3 separate regions of the Homo sapiens genome follow, and regions 1 and 2 are each linked to region 3. A link is a loop called in an ENCODE intact Hi-C map of the cell type or tissue named here. Cell type or tissue: PC-9. All regions are shown on one strand.

Region 1 (2,500 bases), 270 kb after region 3:
TCACTAAGGGCTCTCAGGGTCCACGTCAAGGCTCCAGCAGTCGTCCACCATTGCTCCCTACGTCACACTCCGGAGGGGTCTCAATGCCGAAAGCAGCAAGGCGACCTTCCCTGTGAGTGGCCTTGAGCTGTCGAGGACCTCCCTGCTCCTTCACATGGGGAGGGAGGGTCTCCCAGGGGGACAGTAACTGGCCATCCCTTCAGCCCTGGGGATGGCCTCTGGGGTGGCCTCAGCCCCTCCTGAGCTCCCTGTCACCCACTGTCCACCAAGGAGGGCATCCTGCCTTTCTCTCTGGCCTGTCAGGGTGGCAGGAGGGAGCTCAAGAAGCCTGCACCCTGGGTTCTGGCCTCACTGGACAGGCCTGAGCCTAAGTGTCTGCATCTGCAGAATGGGTGCTACTCAGAAAGCTCCTGAGGGTTGGGGGCATCGTGTTGCTTAGAGGAAATAGTTCTCTAAGGCCAAGAGGAGCCCAACTAGAGTGTGCATGTGTGTGAGAGAGAGACAACGGGAATGCAGCCAGCAGGGTGGCTGTCCTCTGCGTGCCCAGCCCAGCTGTTCTGTGTCTCTCTTGCCTGCCTCCTCTTCCTCAGAGACCTAAGAGTGCCTTGGAGCGCCTGTACTCAGGGGATCACCAGCGAGGCAAGATGAGTGCAGAGGAGCAGCTGGAGCGCATGAAGCGACACCAGAAGGCCCTGGTCCGAGAGCGCAAGAGGACACTGGGCCAAGGGGAGAGGACGGGCCTGCCCTCATCTCGCTACCTCAGCCGGCCGCTCCCTGGAGATCTTGGCTCAGTATGTTAGGAGGGGCCAGGCAGCGGGGCAGGGACAGGGAGCCGAGTGCCCCTCAGAGTCCCCCAAACACAAGCACATCACACCTCCCAGTGAGAGAGCTGTCCATTGACCTACATGGTTCAGAGAACACCCCACGGGGCTGTTTGTCCACGACCCAGGCTGGACGAATGCCTGGTCAGAGGGTGACCTGAACCAGAGCTGGAGTGAGGATCAAACAGGCCCAGGAGCCTGAGGAAATACCCAGTCAGTCCTCCCAGCCGCGATGGAGAGGGGCCTTTGCAGGCGTTCGGAATCTCGGCTGAATTCAGGACCTGGGAATACAGGGTTCAGAGAGGAGAGGAGGAAGATGGTGACATGATTTGGTTAGAAGCACAAGCAAACTGATCAGCCTCCCAGACCTGCCAGCAGATGCTGTGTGAGGGTGATGGAGCACGGGGTCACACCCCTGCCCCAAGGGCCACTGGTCTCCCTGGGCTTGCAGTGCAGAGGCCTCAGGGTGTCTGGGATTGCTGGGGAGGCCTGTGCTGCCCCCTGGTGGCGCTTCCTGGCGCTGCGCCCTGTCCACAGTCACCTTAGGTCCCTTTGGAAACATTCCATTTGACTTTTCCCTGTTGTTTGAAATCCCATGTTTCCCTAAACCTCTAGCCTGATTGTTCTTTCCCTAATTCATTGCACAAGCTCCTTTGCTTTTAGTGTTACCGCTCATTGCCTCTCTAATCCTGCCTGATTGTGTTTACAGAAGCTTCTGATTTGCATTGAACATGCTCTAACTGGCCTGTGCTACTTATTACCGGGCTTGTAATAGCGGTTCTTGTCTCCATAGCCTGTTGAGTGTTCCCAGATGTGACTCACCTTTCTGCTGCCCTCTTCATGCAGGCCTACTGACTCATAATTCACTTGTCCCAAAAGCCACCCCACAAGCCTGAGCCAACCTGCTGCCTGACGCCACAGTCATTGGCAGAGGTCTGGGCATTATTAATTTATAAAAATCCATGCTTTACACCTGGACAGTAGACAGGGACTTCAGAGATTGCACGTTTGAATACATTCTCCCAAGACTGAGGTTGTTCGGTTTTAATTCCTGTAGTCCAATCACACAATTTCTTATGGAAAACCTTTTGTGTTTCTGGTATTTAATAACTTGAAGGGATAGCAAAATATACTGTGTATTCAGAGGGCCTCTCTGCAGCTGCTAGCTCAGACACCAAAGGGGTAAGGCCCAGGACATTCATATCTTTAAAAGCTGCAAACCTGGTAACCTTTAAACTTTTAAAACAAATGTCATATGGGGTAACACTGACCTTTTATAATTTGATGTCTCAAATGTAGAGATTATCTAAAAATCGTAACTTGAATACCTTGTAATTTTTCTCTTAAAAAAGAAGACTTGTGTAAGTCTCTGCATCAACGCCAATAAACATGTTGCTTAATAATAATGGATTGGCGTGGTTCTTCCCCAGGATACCTTATAGAGTCTAGTGAACTTTTCCTGTTTGTGGAAACAATCAGGCTGGGTTTAAATGAGGACTTGTCTCTATTTGGAGCATTTGTGAGCGTGTAAGGAAATGAGTGTTTTCTTTGTGAATCATTAAATTGATTTTTTCATCTTTGGAACTTCAGTTGCCTAATCCTTTCCAACAATAGTTGGAAACCATCACCTAAGAGTGATTACATTGATTTGGAGTCATTGAGAGCTTGTGCATGAATGG
Region 2 (2,500 bases), 81 kb after region 3:
TCCTTCGGCAGCAGTGCTGACCAAACTGCTTCTGCTCAATGACTTTGTATAACAGGGAGAGTTCACTACCTCACAAGGAAGCCCCTCCTGTAATTGTCACATTCTCATTGATAGGAAGTTCCATTTCAGGTTGAGCTGAAATCTTCTCTGCTCTGACTTCCCCCATTGCTTTTGGTTCTGAAATAAGAGTGAGTCAGTTATAGTCCTCTCCAACCTTCCCATCCCCTGTGCTACCTCCATGAAGCAAAGGTTTACTGGTGTCCCAAGAGGCTCTGTTCAGTTCTTGCTCTGTTACTCAGCCTGATCATCTGGTAGGAGGCCCAGGAAAGCTTAATAGAGCACATGATGCTTGAGTGGGCTCCTGAAGGGTGAGGGGTGAGCCAGGTCAGGAAGGGAAGAAAGGCCTTTGAGTCAGAAGGTAAGGCAGTGTCTCGAAATAGTGTGTGGAGTCCAGGAATCCTAGATAGTTCAGTATCTCTGGAGTAGTTGGGAGTTTCTCTCTCTCTCTCTCCCTCTCTCTCTCTGTCTCTCTTTCTCCGTGTGTGTGTGTGTGTGTGTGTGTGTAGGGGATAGTGAGGGAGGTGAAGTCTGAGAGGTAAGAGAGGTAGACCCAAGCTAAAGCATGGAGGGCCACCTGTGCCTGGGTCAGGTCGTGGACACAGGTGGCAGAGGTCAGAGAGCTGCACAGGAGGACGGGTTTTAGAACTGGTTTGTTTGGGGCTCCGGTACCACGGGTTTCACATTGGCCTAGAGCTGATGAATGGCTTTCTGAGCACCACTGACTCTGCTTCCTGCTTTCGTCTAGGGTTCCTGATTAAACCTGTCCTTGAGATCTCTGTAGAGTGGGACAGGGACAGTAAGCACTTTGAATGTGCTAGTCACCCTGGACATTCTGTTTCTGGGCTCAGCACTGGATGAGCCAGGCTTTCAGCCCCTGCACCCCTTTCCTGGGTTGGGGTGGGGGCCAGGTGCTGTAGCCAGGGGCAACTGGCTCGCCTCAAGCTTGCCTGTGTCCCAGAGGTGGCTGGACACACAGGTCTGTCTCTGCCCTGCAAGGTTTCTGATTTATGCAGGGAGCCTGCATTTGCCCTTGGCCAAATTCTTTGGGCATAAAGCTTTTGTAAAGGGGCTTGGGGCCCTTCCAGGGCATTAACAGTTTCTTTATGCCCCATTCAGATATCTATTTGTATCTGATTTTTATATATTTCCAAAGTACTTTCCCAGCTTCCTGGGGGAGACTTGTTCCCCCCAGCCTGGCCAGATCATTGGGAACCTTCTGGCAGACCTGCCTCACGCTGCTGGCATATGGAGTGTCCTCTCACCACCGTCTGTCCTTCCTGGTGTCTTGCATGCCGAAGGGCCGAGGGTGGAGTGGGGTTTTTTGTTTTGTTTTTAAATAAGGGCAACGTGGGTAAACAGAGCAGTGTTTCTGGTGCCTTCGGGGAGGGCCAGGACCCTGCATTCCGGCTCCATGACGACAGCCTGTTTGGTTGCCACTTGCTGGGCTGTGGGCAGCAGCAGTTCAGACGGAGACAATGGTGGCTCTGTTGAAATGCTGCTGCTGGGCTCTGGCAGAATGCATTTTAATTGGACATTCTCCACCCTGGAATCTGTGGGGATCTGGTGGCCCACTCCTCCTCATTCCTTCATTTTTCTCTTTGCAACTCAAGAGCCAAGTTATTGCAGCTCCTTCCCCGCCCCGCCCCCCAACCCCGTCTACTATTAGCAGCCTCTTGGGGGAAAATGGTGTTTCTAGCCAGGGCATGGTTTGCACTGGGCTGACTGGAAATAGTGAGAGAAAGGGAGAGGGTAGGGGGCTGGAGGGGCTGGGAGATATCCTGTGGCCTGTTCTGGAGCATCACTGAGGGGTGAAGAGCAGCAGGTGTTCCAGGAAGCTCTTCTCTTCCGTGGACCAGGGTGGTCAGGAACACTGGCTCTGAAGTCAGGCCAACTGGGTTGGAATCCTGGTGGTAGCACTGCCAGCTGAACCTCTCTGTGCCTCAGTTTTCTTATGTGTAAATTGGGGATAATACTAGTGTCTACTCGTAGAATCATTGTGAGAATTAAATTAACATATATGAAGTACTCAGGATAATCATACCTGCATGTAGTAAACACCTGATAAGAGCCTCCATCACTATATTTTGTCATTTTAATCTTATGTCCTGGTCATCGATATTCCATTCCTTGTAAGGGCCTCATCTGAGACTGCAGGAGGAACAGAGCAACACTCTTTCTAAAATGCACATTTGCTTTTGTCACTCCCTGTCCTAGACAGCCTCAGTGAGTCCCCATTGATCTCTCTGCATAAAGAGGAGGGACTTGTGTTTATTGAAGGTATCAAAGGCCTACTATGTGCTGAGTACTTGGTGTTCTTTTAGATTAGCTCCAAAGTAGACACTGATATGTGAGACCCTTCATCATTGGGCCGTATCTTGCTGGTTTGTTGTTGTTTTTGAGATGGAATTTTGCTCTTGTTGCCCAGGCTGGAGTGCAGTGG
Region 3 (2,500 bases):
CCAGACATCTGTATTTTTAAAAGGCATCTAGGATTGGGACCCCTGACTTAGAATCACAGAAGAGTAAACCAAGTAGGTACTTAATTCAGTCCTCATTTTGTGTATGGGTGAGTTAGACTCCAAGAAGGGACTTGCTCAGGGTCACACAGTGGGAGGGATGACAAGGACTAGAGTCCAGGCCTCCTGGCTCCTGGCCTAGTTGCCCTTTCCTCTTTGTTCTTGCTCCAGGTGTGAAAAGAAATTGTCTCTAGGTGGGATTATGGGATTTGTTTGAATCATTCTTTTGCATGTTTCTATTTTCTGACGTTTCTGTAAGAGTATCAGTTGCTTTTGGCACAAGATAAAAACAAAGAATAAAAGAAAGGATAAGGCCAGGTGCAGTGGCTTATGCCTGTAATCCCAGGACTTTGGGAGGCCAAGGCAGGTGGATCATTTGAGGTCAGGAGTTCAAGACCAGCCTGGGCACAGGGACATGGTGAGACCCTGTCTCTACTAAATATACAAAAATTAGTCAGGCCTGGTGGCTCATGCCTGTAATCCTAGCTACTTGGGAGGCTGAGGCAGGAGAATCGCTTGAACCCAAGAGGTGAAAGTTGCAGTGAGCTGAGATCACACCACTGCACTCTAGCCTGGACAACAGAGAGAGACTCTGTCTCAAAAAAAAAAAAAAAAAAAAGGAAGAAATAAAAGATAATTCTGTTAAAGCTATTTTACCTGGTGTCTCCTCCCCCACTTCCCTACCCTCCCTCCCTCCCCAACTACCAGCACCCCCGGGCAGTGGCACTACTTACTGTCCCATACCGCATTGCCTCTACAAAGACTGTGGCCTTTAGGGACAGTCTGGCTCAGAGTTAGGGACACACAGATCATACGTCTGAGCCAGGTCCAGGGAAGTCAGTGTACTCTGGGTACACAGATCCCCTGGGCCTGGCCCACCCAAGACTGCGTAGATGCCAGGTGGAGAGAGGCAGGCCCTAGAGTAGAGGTCCCCAGGGCACTGGCCCTTGAGCCACCAGGAAGCCCCACCAGAGGGCAGCAGAAGCCTGGTCCAGAGCTCCCATCAAGCCTCCCATGGGGATGTCACTGGGGTTCAGGGAAAGCTTCAGGGAGAATTTAGGTACTGTTCTGAAGGAGGGGAGTTGGAAAGGGTACTTTAGGTTTGTGTGAGGGCATGGCCTGTACAAAGCTAAGGAGGCAGGAATTCATGAATCAAAATGTGCCAAGGTGGGGACAAGAGAGCACTAGAATGTAAGCTCCTTGCAGGCAAGAACTGTGTCTGTTGTGTGTATGCAGCTATACTGTTAGAACAGTGCCTAGCACATGATATGTATTCCATTGATATTTATTAATCAAAGACATGAATGGGAATACTGCTGGTGGGGAGGAAATGAGGAAGAGAAAGGGCAGCAAATGTTTGGGTAGAGGACAAAAAAGAAAATAACTTTTACTTACTGAGCACCTACTCTTTGTTGGGCAATGTGCTAAATGTTTCTAAACTAAGAAAGTAGTACATGCTTAAGGTGAAAAAAATATTAAAGTTTTTTAAAATATAAAACAGGTCTTACCCGTACACCAGAACTTCTAGCCTCCTTTTCAGAAGCTAACAATGTTTTTTTGCATATTTTTCTAGAAATGTTATACACATGTTGGCCGGGCACAGTGGCTCACACGTATAATCCCAGCACTTTGGGAGGCCGAGGCAGGCAGATCACGAGGTCAGGAGTTTAAGACCAGCCTGGCCAACATAGTGAAACCCCATATCTACTAAAAATATAAAAAATTAGCCGGGCTTGGTGGCGGGCACCTGTAATCCCAGCTACTCGGGAGGCTGAGGCAGGAGAATTGCTTGAACCCAGGAGCCGGAGGTTGCAGTGAGCCGAGATTGCACCATTGCACTCCAGCCCGGGTGACAGTGCGAGACTCCATCTCACACACAAAAAAAGAAAGAAATGTTATACACATGTACCTCGGGTCACCTGCTCCCTTCCATGTCTCTCAGAACTTCCAGACACATATTCTCTTAGAGCAGCATTTTTCAAAGTGTAGTCTGGAACTTCCTTCAACGGAATCACCTGGTGGGAATATAACTTATTAAACATGCAGAATCTCTTAGCTGGGCATGGTGGTGCACACCTGTAGTCCCAGCTACTCGGGAGGTTGAGGCAGGAGGATAGTTTGAGCCTGGGAGATGGAGGCTGCAGTGGGCCGTGATCGTGTCACTGCACTCCAGCTTTAGCGACAGAGTGAGACCCTGTCTCAAAAACAAACAAACAAACAAACAAACAAGAAAAACAGAATCTCAGGCCTCATACAGAACCACACAATCAAGGGAAGGGAATCTGTATTTTAACAAACTGTAGGGAATTCTGATGCCCATTAAAGTTTGAGAAGCACTGCCTGGACTCACACAATCACTCACTGAGGAGAGGGTTCAGATAGGGATTGCATTGAATCTGTAGATTGCTTTGGGTAGTATGGACATTTTAATAATACTGATTCT

The links. Peaks named below come from ENCODE experiments on the same cell type or tissue, not always from the same donor. Only the 100,000 strongest peaks of a DNase experiment are listed, where the experiment ranks them.
Region 1: it touches region 3 in a loop (7-fold over the local background); 70 of 110 quality-filtered maps call a loop at or near these places.
Region 2: it touches region 3 in a loop (11-fold over the local background); 3 of 110 quality-filtered maps call a loop at or near these places.

Annotation. Positions count from the first base shown.
Region 1 is chr11:16,787,387-16,789,886 of GRCh38, reverse strand. PLEKHA7 (pleckstrin homology domain containing A7) reads left to right here. Exons shown (of 27, transcript NM_001329630.2): 22 at 9-112; 23 at 591-791. Among named protein-coding and RNA genes, the nearest start is that of C11orf58, 50 kb to the right of the region's middle. In PC-9, CTCF peaks have their summits at 1,145 and 1,344 (motif pointing left); DNase peaks (open chromatin) are centred at 1,296 and 1,636; H3K27ac peaks cover 1,599 bases.
Region 2 is chr11:16,980,845-16,983,344 of GRCh38, reverse strand. All of the region lies in intron 3 of PLEKHA7 (pleckstrin homology domain containing A7), which reads left to right. Among named protein-coding and RNA genes, the nearest start is that of PLEKHA7, 32 kb to the left of the region's middle. RefSeq lists an enhancer at 1,082-1,720. In PC-9, no CTCF peak of the experiment used is centred here; DNase peaks (open chromatin) are centred at 774 and 1,544; H3K4me3 peaks cover 916 bases; H3K27ac peaks cover 2,392 bases.
Region 3 is chr11:17,062,126-17,064,625 of GRCh38, reverse strand. No RefSeq gene overlaps it. Among named protein-coding and RNA genes, the nearest start is that of SNORD14A, 11 kb to the left of the region's middle. In PC-9, CTCF peaks have their summits at 811 and 1,022 (motif pointing right); no DNase peak of the experiment used is centred here.